Regions from separate parts of the Homo sapiens genome. Here region 2 is linked to region 1. The links are chromatin loops, found by intact Hi-C in ENCODE. Cell type or tissue: Calu3. All regions are shown on one strand.

Region 1 (8,000 bases):
ATGCAAGTGGATTCTGCTCTCATCTTTCTCACAGAGATGATACCAGGATTTGGTGAAGAAGCCACATGTCAAAGAATCCCAAAACTGCTGGCTTTTTAGTCAGATTCCCTTTTAAACAGGGAACATCAGACTTTGGAAAGCAGGGTGGAGTAGACTGCATTGGGAAGCAACTGTATTGACTTTTTTTATTTGGGGATGTTGGAAGATTCTCTCATCTGTGGTTCTCTTGGTATAAGTAATCCTTTATCACCTTCACTGTTTGCTCATGGCCAACTCATGCCTCAACCACCTAACTCCTGTGTTTCACTCTCCTCTGGGGACCCTTCACTCCAGGAGGGTCTTTGGGGAAACCTCCACTAAAGGAGGGTCAATCCAGCCTCCTTTTTGTGGGTCTATTTCCAGCCTATAAGAAATAATACAAGAACTAAGCCCAGTTTGGGGGTTGATCATTTCTTTTTATGTTTTCTTTTTATAACTTGTTCTATTTTTATTGAAATACTATGTGCACATAAATTTCAAATAAGTTAGTGCTAGAAGGCTGAAAACAAAAACCATACTTTACACTCCCTACTCCGCATCTACTGCCCACACCCCCTCCTCAGAGGCAAACTCTTTCAAATCTCTTAGCTATATATTATGGGCATTTAACTCTATGTTTCCAAATAGTAGATGCATAAATTCCTACAAGGTTGAGTTAGGTTGCTTCATACAGCAGCAAAAGTTGGTGGTAGGATAAAGTGATGAGTTATGATATTTCTTTGGGGGTTCCTTGGAACTTGCTTTCACTTTCAGTTAACTCTCTAAAAGTTTCTTTTAAGATGACAGATTTTCTCAGAAATAGAAAAGTCAAATTACAAACCTGTTTAGAAGAAACTAAAAAATTAACAACAGAAAGTACACTCCAGCAAAGAGCTCCATGTTACGCTATGGCAAGCTCTACTATTAGGTTCCCAGATAAACCCATAGCATTATTATTCTGTGCACCAAGAAAACTCATGATGTTCTTGCACGTTCATTTGCCAAAATATTCAGAAAATAACTTTCAAAAACCAAACCAAATAGTTATGCTTAAAATACTTACAAAAATATAAGCAATAATAAAGTTAAACCAGGATGTTTTACTGGTGAGCAGATCTCATACTTCACCAAATTTAATAAATGTTTTATTATAAAAATTCAATGTGTCTTCTTGTACTAGGATGAAGACATTGAAGGCTGTGAAAGTCAAAGGAGGCTCGGCGCAGTGGCTCATGCCTATAATCCCAGCACTTTGGGAGGCCTAGGTGGGCAGATGACCTGAGGTTGGGAGTTCAAGACCAGCCTGACCAACATGAAGAAACCCCGTCTCTAGTAAAATACAAAATTAGTTGGGCGTGGTGACATTTGCCTGTAGTCCCAGCTACTCAGGACGCTGAGGCAGGAGAACCACTTGAACCTGGGAGGCAGAGGTTGTGGTGAGCCAACATCATGCCATTGCACTCCAGCCTGGGCAACAGGAGTGAAACTCTGTCCCCCCACCAAAAAAAAGTAAACAAAACACATGAAATTGTAATCAAAATAGTCATTCTTACCTACCATGGAAATGTAAACTATGTGCCCTGCTTGTCAATTTGTTCTGCTAATTATGCAATGCCCTTCTTGGATCCTGGAATAAAATGGCATTGTTCTCAATATTACTGGCATGCACGTATTTTAGAGACTTCGTATTACCCACAGCTATAAGCCTTTTAAAAATTATATGTTAAGGCCCCTTCTACTTATACTATAACAAGTACTATTTTCAGGAAAGCAGTTACTTCATAGGTATTTTCAGCTACTTCCTTCAGAACAGAAATAACTTCTTTGGGAAACGATCATCAAGAAAAATAGGGCCTTTTATTACAAGTATTCCATTTGTTCCATTTCTTGTGAAATCATCAAGATAGTGAAGGCATGGTAACTGTATCAACAGATGCTTCAAAAGGAAGTACATCAAATGTTTTAATAGTTTGACAAATTAGAGTATAAGGAAAATGAGTTAGAGCCTACTCTCGAAGAGCTCACTGCCTAATAAGGAAGATAAAATACTCAGTCATAATACTACATATGATGCTACAGGAACTCAGAAGATAAAATAACCAGAGGCTGCTTGGAAGATAATGTCTGACCTCATTCTGGAAAAAAAATCAGCCACAGAAAGAAGGGGAGGCTGAAATACATCAGTGGAACTACTATGTCACTTACCACTTATACTAATAGTGGTATTACTGTATCTCTTGTGCATCAGTGATTAAATTATACCTGTGTGTATAGGTGTTACCTGGCCCTCTTTGCATCACCTTATGGGAATTGGGGTTTAGAAAACCAACACAAAAATGCAAATACTTTGGCTATGGCTATTGGTTTGATTAGTAAATTTTTCTTCATCCTTGTCCCAGAAGTCTTGAGTCTTCCACCAGGATTCATGAAACTGTGGCAGACTAACTTGTTAGCTTTCAAGAGGAGTAAAATTTCAGCCCTTTCAAAGTTCTTCACAGTGACTGTGTCACATATTGTTACATTTTGCTGTATAACAAACAAATACAAAATTTAATGGCTTAAAACAGTAACAACTAAAGATAGACACATTCATCAATGAAATGGAATACAGAGTCCAGGAATATAACCAGATAAGTAAGATCAAATGACTTTTTTTACAATGGTACACAAGTGATTCAATGGAGTAAAGACAATTTTTTCAACAAATGAGCTGGAACAAATGACTATCCATATGCCCCAAAGTAAATATCAACCTATATCTCACACCTTATATAAAAATTAACACAAAATAGACCATAGATCTACTTTAAAATGTAAACCTATAAAACTTTAAAAGTAAGCGTAGAAGAAAATTTTTGTAACTCTGGGTCATGCCAAGAGTTCTTAGATATTATACCAAAAGTACAATTCATGAAAGAAAAAAATTACAATCTGGGCTTCAAAAAATTATAAACATTTGATGTGTGTAAGCCACTGTTAAGAGAAAAGCACTGTTAAGAAAAACCACAAACTGAGAGAATATGTTTGCAAACTCTATATTTAGTAAAGGACTTGAATCCAGAATATATTGAGAACTCTCAAGACTCAAAAGTAAGAAAACAATCAAATTTTTTGAAGTGAGCAAACTATCTAAACAGGTACTTCACCAAGAAGATATATATATATATATGGCAAGTAAGCACATGCAAATATGCTCAACATCGTTAATTACTAAGGAAATGCAAATTAATACCACAATGATATACTACTATATACCTATTAGAATGTCTAGGGGTTTTCTTTAATGACCATACCAAACTCAAATGAGGATGTGTGAAGCAATTGGAACTCATTCACTACTGGTGGGAATGTAAGGTATAGCCACTTTGGAAAACAGTTTGGCAATTTCTTATAAAATTAAATTTTAGATATTTTATCCAAGAGAAATAAAAAGTGATGTTCACACAAAATCCAGTGTATAAACGTTTCTAGCAGCTATATTCAAAATTTCTAAGCACTGAAAACAAATGTCCCAAATGTCCTTCAGCTGGTGATTGAATAAAACAAACTGTGATAAATCCAAAAAACAGAATCCTACTCACCAATTAAAAGGAACAAAGTACTGATACAATAACACAATGAATCTGAAATCCATTAACGTAAGTGAAAGAAATCAGGCTCAAAAAGCTATAAACTGTAAAATTCCATTTATGTCATTCTGGAGAAGGCAAAAGTAGCACACAAAACAGATCAGTGGTTTCCAAATCTTGGATGTAAGGGAGGGTTGACTACAAACAAGCAGCACAAAAGAATTTTGGAGGATGATGGAACTGTTCTGGTGAGTATCACACAATTCCGTGTATTTGTCAAACTTCATTAGAACTATTCACCAAAGAGACTGAATTTTATTATTTCTCACAATTTAGGGGATCAACTGGAGTTAGTTGGATGCTTCTTTGGCTCTATGCAGCATTAGCCAGGGAAATTTACAAAGCAGCATTGATCAGAAACTGGTCTAACCTGGAAGGTCAAAGAGGCTTCACTCGTGTCTGGCATGTTAGAGCTCCTCCATGTGGCCTCGTCACGTGGCTAGCTTGGGCTTGTGAAGTTAGCCCAAGAGATTACGGTGGGAATGACTCTGCCAGCTCTGGGCCTAAACTTTCAGAGGCCTAGCAGCTTCCATCTTATTCTGCAAAGCCAGCCATCATGTAAGAAATTTAGCTATCCTGAGACTACTGTGCTAGGAAGAAAGAGGACCAGATTAAAGACGAGGGTAAATCGAATCCATCTTTTGATGGTTAGAGTGGTGAATGCACAACAGCGAGGGGAGAAAATCAAAGCAGCCATCTTTGGAGACTACCTAATGCCCAAAGGCACTAAAAATGCCCCAAAGCACTGAAAAATGTCCATTTGGTTCAGAAATTTACTTACTGTGGTGCACATAGATTAATTGTATTAACATGACAGTAGGATTGTAAGCCAAATTATAAGTATATGAAGATTAAATGGAAAACAAAGAAGTGAGACAGTAAATATAATTACTTCATAGACTAAAAGAAAGAAATGAGAAAGGCTTTCAGATACATGCAGGGTAACACAAAGAAAAGCTTTCAAATTATATATATTAAAAAAAAGACCTAAAATATTTATACACTGAGTGGACAGACCCATCAAGAGAGTTAAAAACAAAAGCCACAAGAAAGAATTAAATTTGTAAATGAAAGAAATAAAATAACAAAAGTTAAAAGAAAAAGTAATAAAACATGTTTATAACCTCAAAGTAGGGAAGAATTTCCCAAATGGACAAAAACAAGGACGCTATAAAGAAACCTTACACAAAGACAATTTAGAAGATGATGACTGACCAAATGGAAATATTTGCTAGATAGGTAATCTGTAATACTTAAAGACTTATAACACGTCAATTAGAAGGACAATCCATATGAAAAAAAACTGGGCAAAGGAGCAAAGGACTACACAGTACAAATGTACAATGCAAAAAATAAGATATAAATATTACCAATAAACAGTGATGAGATGCTCAATCCTACTAGTAATCAGGGAATTGCACATGAAAATAAAATATCTTTTTCCTATAAAATTGACAAAAATTAGAAATATTGATTTGTACCCAGTGATGATGAAGAAATGGGGAAGTGGACACTCACAGACTCTTGGTTGTAATATAATTGGTACAAATTATTTGAGAAGTAATTTGGTAGTACTTGTTATAATTCAAAACAAGCACATCATTTGAGTCGGCATTTTAGCTTCTAGCAATCTAGTTTATGAAAATAAAAGCGTAAGTATGGAAAGACATATGCAGATGGATTTTTGTATTATAAGCAATATTGAAAATTAGAAACAATCTAAATATACATAAAGAAATGATTGAGGCCGGGTGCGGTAGCCTACACATGTAATCCCAGCACTTTGGGAGGCCGAGGCAGGTGGATTGCCTGAGGTCAAGGGTTCAAGACCAGCCTGGCCAACATGGCGAAATCCTGTTTCTATTAAAAATACAAAAATTAGCTGGGCATGGTGGCGGGTGCCTGTAATCCCCACTACTGGGGAGGCTGAGGCAGGAGAATCACTTGAACCCGGGAGGCAGAGGTTGCAGTGAGCCGATATCGCACCACTGCACTCCAGCCTGGGTGACAGAGGAAGGCTCCATCTCCAAAAAAAAACAAAACAAAACAAAAAACAGAAAAGAAAAGAAAGAAATGGTTGAATAAACTATAATGCTGCCATATAATTGAATATTATGCAGCCAATATAAAAGGCAGATCTATATATTGATTTGTTAGTGTAAAAAGCAAATTTTAGATCAATTACAGAATAATCTTATTCTTGAAAATATGAAAACATCTGGTTATCCACATAGATTTATTGCATATATTCAAGAAATATAAATTTAATTAACATAGATTACCTTAGGGAAGATGAAATTTGATGACTGGGTAATAGAAGGAACATTCACTAGGCAATTTAGATAATTTTTAAGGTGAAATTACAGATGATTCTTTTTGTTATTTTCTAGCATTTTTCTGAAATAAGAGAGAAAATAACTGCCTGAGCAAGGATGTAGAGGACACTGGAGAGAAAGGAGCCAAGGACATAAATGGAAGGGCTCATCTCAGACACCACAGACACTTCACTCTGGACGTGCATGAAAAGAGGGAAGAGTTGGTGAGGATATAAATCAGTAGAAGTGCAGGAGGTAGGGTGGGAAACCTGGAAGTTGAGACATCTTGCCTGATGGTCCTGATTTCTCAATAAAGATGAAGATGAAACCTGGGCTTGAAGAAAGTGGTCAGGATTTGGAAGAATCAATGAAGAAAAGGAGAAAGGATGCTCACCAAGGATGAGGCAGGAAAAGTGCACCCCTGGAATTCTATATAGGCCTAGAAGTGGCCCTTAACTGCAAGGCAGGCTGGGAATGTAATCTTGCTTTCTGGCCAGAAAGAAGAGAATAGATTTTGGTGGGCTGCCATCATCCTCTGCCACATTGTGACTATCTTAGATTTTCTTGGTAACACAGATCACTTTTCCTACTCCCTCACAAATCTGTATTCAATTTTACACTCATCCATACTCAATTTGAACAAGTTTCCTTTAAAAATTTTTTTATTTTTTTTAACTGACAAAAAGTACTTATATTTATGGGGTACAATATGAGTTTAATAGTATGTATATATTGTGGAATGGCTAAATCAAGCTAATTAATATATGCATTACCTCACATATTTTTGTGTGAGTAACTTAAAATCTATTCTCTTAGCGATTCAATTTTCTTTCCTTAATGAAGACATTATAGAATTATTGAAGCTGAAAAAAACCCTTAGAAATTTTCTCATCCAATTATCTCATTGTATGGATGAGAAAATGGTGACACACAGAGATAAATGATTTTCCAATGCAGCATAGCTTAGAAATAGTCTTTGGACTGACCCAGGCCAGAGCAGTTCCCATGATGCCATACAAATCCCCTGTTACTGTGATTAAAAGGTGAGAAATACTATGTCTGTGATCATTACAAATAGATGTCTCCAAATAGATGTCTTTCAAATAGATGCTTTGAAAATTAGGCATTCTCTCTGTTAAACAAAAATTACTCCTATTTAGGCCATAATCCTAAGCAACTTAATGCAGGAACAGAAAATAAAATACTGCATGTTCTTACTTATAAGCAGAGCTAAACATTTACCACACATGGACATAAATATGGGAACAATAGACACTGTGGTCTACTAGAAGGGAGAGAGAGGGAGGGAGGAGGGAGTTGAAAAACTACCTATCAGGCACTATGCTCACTATGGATGATATCCATACCCCAAACTTCAGCATCACACAATATTCCCATGTGACAAATCTGCACATGTACTTCCTGTACCTAAAATAAAATTTGAAATAAAAATTACCCCATTGAAGGTGATTATATGTAATAAGTATATTACTATTAATTTTCTATGAAATGCATTAAAATGAGAGAGAACAGGTGAGTAATTTGAATTGATGTATATTTTTAATATCAGTAGCTTCTCCGAATCCTACAGTTTGCACCATATTCACACTCTTCAAAATACCATTCAAGGCTATGCCATGTTTTGGGAAAGATTACAGTGCCCTCTGCAGCTTCAGCATAAATAACACAGTTGGGGAAAAAAACAGTAATTGAAACATCAACATAAAAGTGTGTGCAATTAATATGCCTCAGAAATTCACTTTTCTTCCTAAACTGAATGAAAACACTTACATAAAGATCATATTTAAGCACAGTTCACTACAGCATGTATGACAGGTACCTTTTTGTGTAAAAGATATGCAATATAGAAAAAGATGTATATGTGTGCCTATCTGTAAATTATTTTGATGAGAACACTTTAGGAAATGGCACAGTTGCCTCTGGGGAGGTGAAATGACACCTTAGGAGTCAATGTAGGAAGATTTGTTTTTCACTGTGAATCTTCTGTTCATTTGAATCTTTTGACCATATGCAGGTA
Region 2 (8,000 bases), 270 kb before region 1:
AAAGTTAAGAGCAGTAGATGTTTTCATTTGAACTACCAGTATTGGCCTTCCACCTTTCACTGAGTCATCCAATGCCATGATTGAACTTTCTTCCAAGTGGGTCTCTGAGAAATTCTCTTGTATTTGCCAGACGGCACCACTAATAATGCCTTATTTCCTCTGAAAGTCACCCTCACCTTTGTACTTTTCCATAAATGACAAATCAGTATTTTAGCCAATTCTTGACTGTGACTGTCTTTACCCTGTTCACAAAGCAAATGTTGGCATAATATATATTATAAAATATATTAAAGGTGTGCTCAGTGGGGACTGGATGTGGTCATTAGGAAGCTTCTGCTTGAAATTTTTGTCTCAGAACACATGCTTGAAACTGTGATTTAGATATTTTATAGACCATAACTGCTACTAAGACAATCTTCAACAACAGACGTTAATTTCCATCCCATATGTTTGCTTCCATTTAGATAATGTATATATGTACTAGGTATTATTTGAAAAATAATTTAATCATTAAATATTTGTGAGCAGGTGAGTAGATACTATTAGACAGATATGAACCCTGTCTTTAAAGAAATAATAGTAATAACAACAATATTACTTATAAAAAGAAAAACTGTGAAAACTATCTGTTATGCTGTGCTAAGTGCTTTACACATATTATTTAATTTGTGCAATAACCAGGTTCTTAAGTTATATGTTATATGTAATATCATAGTGTATTATATTCATATTTTGCAAATGAGTAAACTGAAGCTTAAAGAGGTCTATAACCCACCTAAGTTACATAAATAGCAAGGGAAAGATGAAAACTCAGTTTTGATCTTTGATGAAAAACTTATGCTCTAATTCATGATATACTGCTGCCCCCTTGGGGTTTATATCTGGGGTATAATGAGCAGACATAAGTAAATAAGTAATTGATTCTATTTTAGAAGTACGTGCTTTGGTTTTTTACAAGGGCCCAATTTTGGATCATTATGCTACATCTCCAGCTGCCACACCACCATCAGCCAGCACCAAATGGTGCCCTGGAGGTCAGGATGAAACATTTTTCTTTAGGGAAATGAAAAATAAACTCATTATAAGTTACTGTCAAAGCAAAAGCTGCACCAAAGTCAAACAGGTAAGGAAGACTTTATTCAAGTCAATTGCAATAAGAGAGAGAGGCCAGAAATCAATCTGTGCTCAACTCTACTGAAATACAGGGTGGGAGGATTTTTAAGCATTGGGGTGAAAGGGGGTAACATAGGCTACCTGTGTCTGCTAATTGGCCTCACAAAGAAAAAGCAAACCTTCTCTTATCTTCATGACAGCAGATAGTTTTACAACTTACAGCCAAGTGACCACTGAAGTTAAGCACTTACTCTCCCACAGAGACTGAGAGACAGGGTCACTATTTTCCCTAATGATAACATTTCAAAGGAATAGCTCTAGGTCCTTGAGAAAGATACGCCTGGTGGGTAGTAAAACTGATAAGAGATGTTTAAAAATTTACATTTCAAGTAGCAAACAAGAAGAATTTGCAATTATAAGGTATCTGAAATAAATACTCTTTATAAAGGGAGGAGAGGAACTCCTGTGACTGGGCCATCTGGATTCTTTAGGGGGAGGGAGTCAGAGGGAGATCAGGCCTTAAAGGCCAGAGGAAGACTGTCTAAAGTTTAATCAAGCTAAGGGACATGTTAAGACTGTCTTGGTCACTACAAACCCAGTGCATAACGCAAAATATGTACTTATAAATAAAGAGTTATACATTTTTCTCACTTTTTCCTCAAAATTCCCATTCCTCTTTAAAATTTGTTCCACTTATATGAACTTTAATTTGTATTTTTAGTCATTTCTTCTCACTCTTGTAGCCCTAGATATTAATTGGCAATCCACCTCCTATTCTTAAGTTTCCCCAGAATGCTTTGGTCTGAGTTTGCGGCAGCAACAAAACAACTTGCCATCAAAGCCCCAGCTGGAACCCTGAGGCTAGTTAGTTTCTTTCAAGTACTTCCCATCTTCCTCTGTATTCCTTGACTTTCTAGTGCCCTTGATCTAAAACCCACATTGCAAACTCTTCCATCTAATTTATATCTTCTCCTTCTCAGACTTATCATTCTCTATCTAATTCCACTTCTACCTCTTTACTGTAACTACATAGAAACCCATCCTATTTCAAAGAAACTTCTTTGTAATATGCAACATCTTGACTATTCCCCTTTACTTCTTCACCCTAACTGTAACCTTTTTCTCCTCTAATAATACCATTTTGCTCAAAAAAGCCTCAAAAGAAGCTTTAATTCTCTGTATTTTTAAGTGAGGAGGTACGTTCATCTTTCTCTTGTTTACCCACTGCAGTTTCATTCTCATTATACTTGATGCTCATCCAAAAAGTCCTCCATACTTGAGTCCCTAAAAATTGAACTATACTCTGTGCTCTTTATCTTCATCACTGTCGTCAACTCACCTCTACTCCCTTATGCCACAATTAGTGAGGGCTTTGGTATCTGGATTGTAATCTTTCCTTCCACCAATTCCTGTCACTATTCTGAAAGACAGCGTCCATGTGGGCTGCCATCTGACAAACTTCTTTCCCATTCCCCTCGAACAAAACACTTTTGAGGTCTATATTCCAGGCCTTGTCATCTTCCAAAATTCATTTTCTTATCCAAAATTTGAAAATATAATTCTCACAGCACAATCCCCTCTCTTTACATGTCTACTACTATCTCATCCCACTAAATCTTGATGAAACATTACACCTTCTTGAATCAACTGACCCTAGGAACCAGCACTGTGTGGACATTAACACAGTACTGTTAATTTCCTGTTATTCACACTTCTTCAAGGCCTGTTTTGTCAATCTCTGTCCTTTGAAGTATTACAGACTTGGGTACAAATCAGAGCTTCTCTGATTGCTAATGTCATTTACTCCTTATGCCATTTACTTGTACTTTCTGACCTTCAGTTTTCTCATCTATAAAAAAGTTTTGAAAATATACATGAAAAACTGCATTTTAAATGCTAAGCTCATATCTGGATCAATGTACTGTGTGCATTATTAACCATTATTATTTCCAAAATGCATTTTCTCTGAAATTGAATGCAAGAAAAAAAATATAATAGTTTTCACTACAAAGCTGTGGTTTCCAACCGCAATTGAGTGTTCCACATTGTTGAACAATACTTTTTCTTTTTCTCATTTGTCTCTCTTTATCATTTTTCTTTGTAGCTACCCAAATTTGTACCAATCTTCTCGAATTTTCTTTTTGCAAACACCTACCCTACTTTTGCACAAATCCTTCATGGAGAAAACTTGATACAAAGTATCTGATTGGTAAAATTTATTCAGACTCTTGAAACTTCTCCTAGGTTCATCTGTGCACTTCCTTGTAAAATCCAGTTTTAGCAAATACCTTGCTAACTATGTTTAGCAAGAATCCCCTACCCCCAATATCTGCTCATCCTTGGTATCCACTGGGGTTACTCATCCTCCACCATCTCATAAGTGATGTTTGATCACCCTAGCCTACCTTCAGCAAGAATCTTTCTAGGTCAATTTAGCCAGAACCCCCTTTACCCCTGATGCTTCCTCTTAGTCATGTTTTATCCACTGACCCCCACCTTGCAACTTGGCAATAAATTCCCACTTGCCCATCCTTTATTAAGAGTTGAGCCCAATCTCCCTCCCTCACTGCAAAATCCCATTTCAGTGGTCCCTGTACTTACCATGATGGTTTATAATAAAGACTTCCTTATCGTGCTTAACAAGTGTCATTAAATAATTATTTCTTTAACAAACTAAAGGTTTCAGAGTGGGGTTATATCAGCTTATTTCCCATTCATCTATAAACTTATCTATTTTTGCACTTATCCAGGCATCCATTCATCCATCTTTCTGTGAGTTCAAGAAATATTTACTAAACATCCTGCTATGTGCCAGATATTGGGAATATAATAAAGAACAAAACAGAGAGTTCCTTTACTCCTCAATCTTACAGTCTAGCATGACAAACAGTCATTGAATAATTTATTGCAGCTTTTCCAAGTATTACAAAGAAGACAACAACTTTCCACAGGAATGTAAAACATTCTTAATTCTGAATAATAATTGTCAGCTGAATCAAGAAGGAGATGAAGGGCATATGAGCCAAGAGAATGACATGTACAAAGTCCTTAGGGATGGAAAGAGCAATCAAAGACTAAAATCCGATATACCTGGATCACAAAGAATAAAGAAGGAAAGAACAACAAATGTTGCTGGGACCGCCAATGATTCACCAAAGTTCTTTTCCTCATCTTCCATAGTTGCTGGAAATATGGCTGCCCAAATGCATTACATTTCCCAGCCTTCCTTGCAATGAAGTGTGCTTTGTAACTAAGTTCTTTCCATTGTAGTGAGAATAGAAATATGTTCCACTTCCTTGCTTCACTCATAAAAAATATCCATGCATGCTTATTTATGCTCTTTCTCTTTCAGGATGATTGTTGGGCCATGCTCAGAATGACCTTGGAAACTAAGTATTAGAGATTGCAGATCTCATCAGCTTGTGTCCCAGTGTGGAGCCAAGCACTTGTTTATCCGAAACATCTACCCTGAACTTTTATAAGATCAAGAAATATATTTCTACTGTTTGAACCCTTACTTTTTGGGAGATTTCTTTGTTATAATGGTTCAGTCTACTGTAATCGTTAAAGTGAGAAAGGGATATTTTATGCAGAGCCTTGGAGGCCATAATAAGAATTTGAAGTAATTGATCGAAATAAAAGAGAGGGAAAAGTCAGTGATATCTTGTATGTTCCCAGCTGGAGTAATTGGATGGAAATAATTGTGCAATTTGCTAAGATGGGAAACACTAGAGGAGCAGGTCTAAAGAGCAATTTCACCAGTTCAGTTTTACACAGACTGAATTTAAGATGCCTGTGAATAATTCAAAAAGAGATGTCCAGTTGGTACACAGCCATTTAGTTGTGGAGCTCAGAAAATAGATTCCAGCTGGAAATAAAACTGAGAGTGGCAGATATTGAAGAAAACTGAAGCCACAGGGATGCATGAGATGAGCTCTTAACATAAAACATTTATTTCGCTGTGTAGTAAATAGAAATTTATCTTTTCATTGTCAATCTTTTTCTACTAATAGATATCTCTGGAGCTAGGTAATTCATAGTTAAAGTACATTTTTGTTCCAATTAATCCCTCAAAGATAGAAACTGTGACAATCCATTTCTATAAGTATACCAATATCTATTGTTAATTTATTAATTAAACATATTATCCTTCTACTTTAATACATAAACAGAAACAGAATTACACTTTACTTCCAACTCTTAACTGAGTTATAGAAATCCAGTGATTGTACCAATCTATTCTCATATATTCAGTTGCTACCACAACCTCACCAGCAAGCTTCTTGCATTTTATCTTTGCAGCTAAGCTTTTAGCATTTCATAGTTTTTATTATATGCATAATATTGATCTGAAATACATCAGGTCATTCTTTTTCACTTAAGCAACTGGTCTTCAGATGTTTGGTGCACACTGTCCCATCTATGGGGAAAGAGAAAGAACCATTCATTTAATGAGTGTCTACTATGTGCCATGCATAAGCACTAGGTGCTTAAAGCATATTTTCTCTTTTTATGTCAGCAAGTCTCACTGGAGTCGAAAAAATTTTAGCTCCAAGTCACCTGGCAAATGCAGTAGTGCAATTTTAGCTCACTGCAGCCTCCAACTCCTGGCATCAAACAATCCTCCCACCTCAGCCTCCCAATGTGCTAGAATTACAGATGTGAACCACTGCCCAGCCTTATTTTATACTTTGAATAGGACACACCAAGGTCAAATTTCTTCAACCAGCCAAAGCTTCTCTGTCACAGACTAAGCACCAAAATAGGACTTAGTCATAATGGATTCCAACCCTACACATACTTTGAAGATTATTGTAAGTAATAACGAACGCCCGAAAACATAAAATGGGGATTGGAAGCCTGTAGGGGAAGGAAAGGGAGGTGGGGAAATACAGAGTTCAAGGTGCTGGTGAAGTTATAAATCAGACTCCTGGACTTCCTGATAGTGTTGGTATGTGGAAATATCAGAATTAAACTCTTTGTATCCAACTTCCTACTTAACCATATGTTTGTCAAGTAGGGGCTTCAAATATTAACATGTCCATATCTAAACTGTATTCCCACCTCCAATCCCCAAACTGCTTTTTCCCCATTTTATAAATGTTATTATTCTGTGTTGTTACTCAAGTAAAAAACTTACAAGTCTACACTTTAAACAAAAATTAACTCAAAATTGGTAATAGATTTAAATGTAAAATGCAAAACTACAAACCTTTGAGAGGAAAACATAGGAGAAAACCCACATGGCCTTAGGCTTGGTGATGAGTTTTTATATACACCAAAAGCATGAAAGAAAAACTTGATGTTAGTCTTTTAAATTTACAAAGTCTGTTCTGCAGAAGACACTTAGGAGAATAATAAAACAAGTAACAGACTGAGAGGAAATATTTTAAAAATACATATCTAATAAAGGACATCTATCCAAAATATACAAATGACTCTCATATCCAAAATATACAAAAAAAAGACAAAATTGAACAATAAGGAAACAACTGAATTTAAAAAGAGGCAAAATATTTTAACAGAGACCTCAAAAAGAAGATATGCATATGATAGATAAGCAGATTTTTAACTGCTCACTATCACTATTCTGTAGGAAATCCAAACTAAAACAATGAGATACAACTACACACCTCATAGAATAGCTATGATTGGAAAAATTTACGATACAGTACTTCCTCCTTATCCACGGTTTCACTTTTCACTGTTTCAGAGATCAGAAAATATTAAATAGAAAATTCTGGAAATAAACTATAAGTTTTAAATTGCATCCCATTCTGAGTAGCATGATAAAATTTCGCACCTGCCTTCCTGTGTCCTTAATCATCCTTTTGTCCACTGTATCCACACTGTATACACAATCTGCCTGTTAGTCACTTAGTTGCCATCTTGATTTTCAGATTGACTCTCACAATATCACAGTGCTTGTGTTCAAGTAACCTTATTTTACTCAAAAATGGCCCCAAGGCACAAAAGTAGTGACACTGGCAATGCAGATATGCCAAAGGGAAGCCATGATGTGCTTTGTTGAAATGAAAATATTAAGTACTTGACTTAATAAGAAAGGAAAAATATTTTGCACTGAGTTTGCTAAGATCTACAGTACAATAAGATATTTTGAGAGACAGCAGTCACATAACTTCAATTATAGTATATTGATATCATTGTTTTATTTTAGTATTATTGTTATAATCTCTTACTGTGCCCAATTTATAAATTAAACTTTGTCATAGGTATGTATGTATAGGAAAAAACATAGAACATAAAAAGGGTTCAATACTATCTGAGGCTACGGGCATCCACTGGGGGCCTTGGAACGTATCCCCCAAGACTTTAATGTGGGACAATGGTACTAATTGCTGGTGTAGATGGAGAGCGACAGAATTCTCATTCATTGTTGATGAAAATGCTTACATATTTTAAAAGAAAACTCAAATTTATTTCTTTTATACAGACTGTTTTTAAGATTCTATTTCACATATTACTATAGCAACTCATTTTGGAAATCAGAATTTATATACTATGTACTCTGAGTCTAAACAATCCTACAAATTAAAATTGAACTCCACAAGCATATATTCCAAAATATCTATTTTTCTAAGTATTCCTTTAAGAAATTATGACATATACTAAGACAACCTTTTGATTTTTCATATTTATGCTCTTACAGTTCATGACAAACAGGCATCACATTTTATTGAGAAATATTCAGTTGTCTTTCTGCCTTCTCACTTATACAAGTGAATTTTATATAGGTGATTTTTTTCCTCTAAAAATTAATTTATTTAAACTTCAGTTTTTCTTATTTATCTTTCAGGTATTCTTGTTTGTTTTATTGTCTAAAAAAACATAAAATTAAACCATTTGTGGAAATTAAAAACATTATC

The links. A loop is a pair of places that touch in the nucleus more often than their neighbours do. Peaks named below come from ENCODE experiments on the same cell type or tissue, not always from the same donor. Only the 100,000 strongest peaks of a DNase experiment are listed, where the experiment ranks them.
Region 2: it touches region 1 in a loop (3-fold over the local background); 6 of 110 quality-filtered maps call a loop at or near these places.

The regions. Positions count from the first base shown.
Region 1 is chr4:103,203,944-103,211,943 of GRCh38, reverse strand. No RefSeq gene overlaps it. Among named protein-coding and RNA genes, the nearest start is that of CENPE, 9.6 kb to the right of the region's middle. In Calu3, no CTCF peak of the experiment used is centred here; a DNase peak (open chromatin) is centred at 4,073.
Region 2 is chr4:103,471,797-103,479,796 of GRCh38, reverse strand. No RefSeq gene overlaps it. Among named protein-coding and RNA genes, the nearest start is that of LINC02428, 51 kb to the right of the region's middle. In Calu3, no CTCF peak of the experiment used is centred here; no DNase peak of the experiment used is centred here.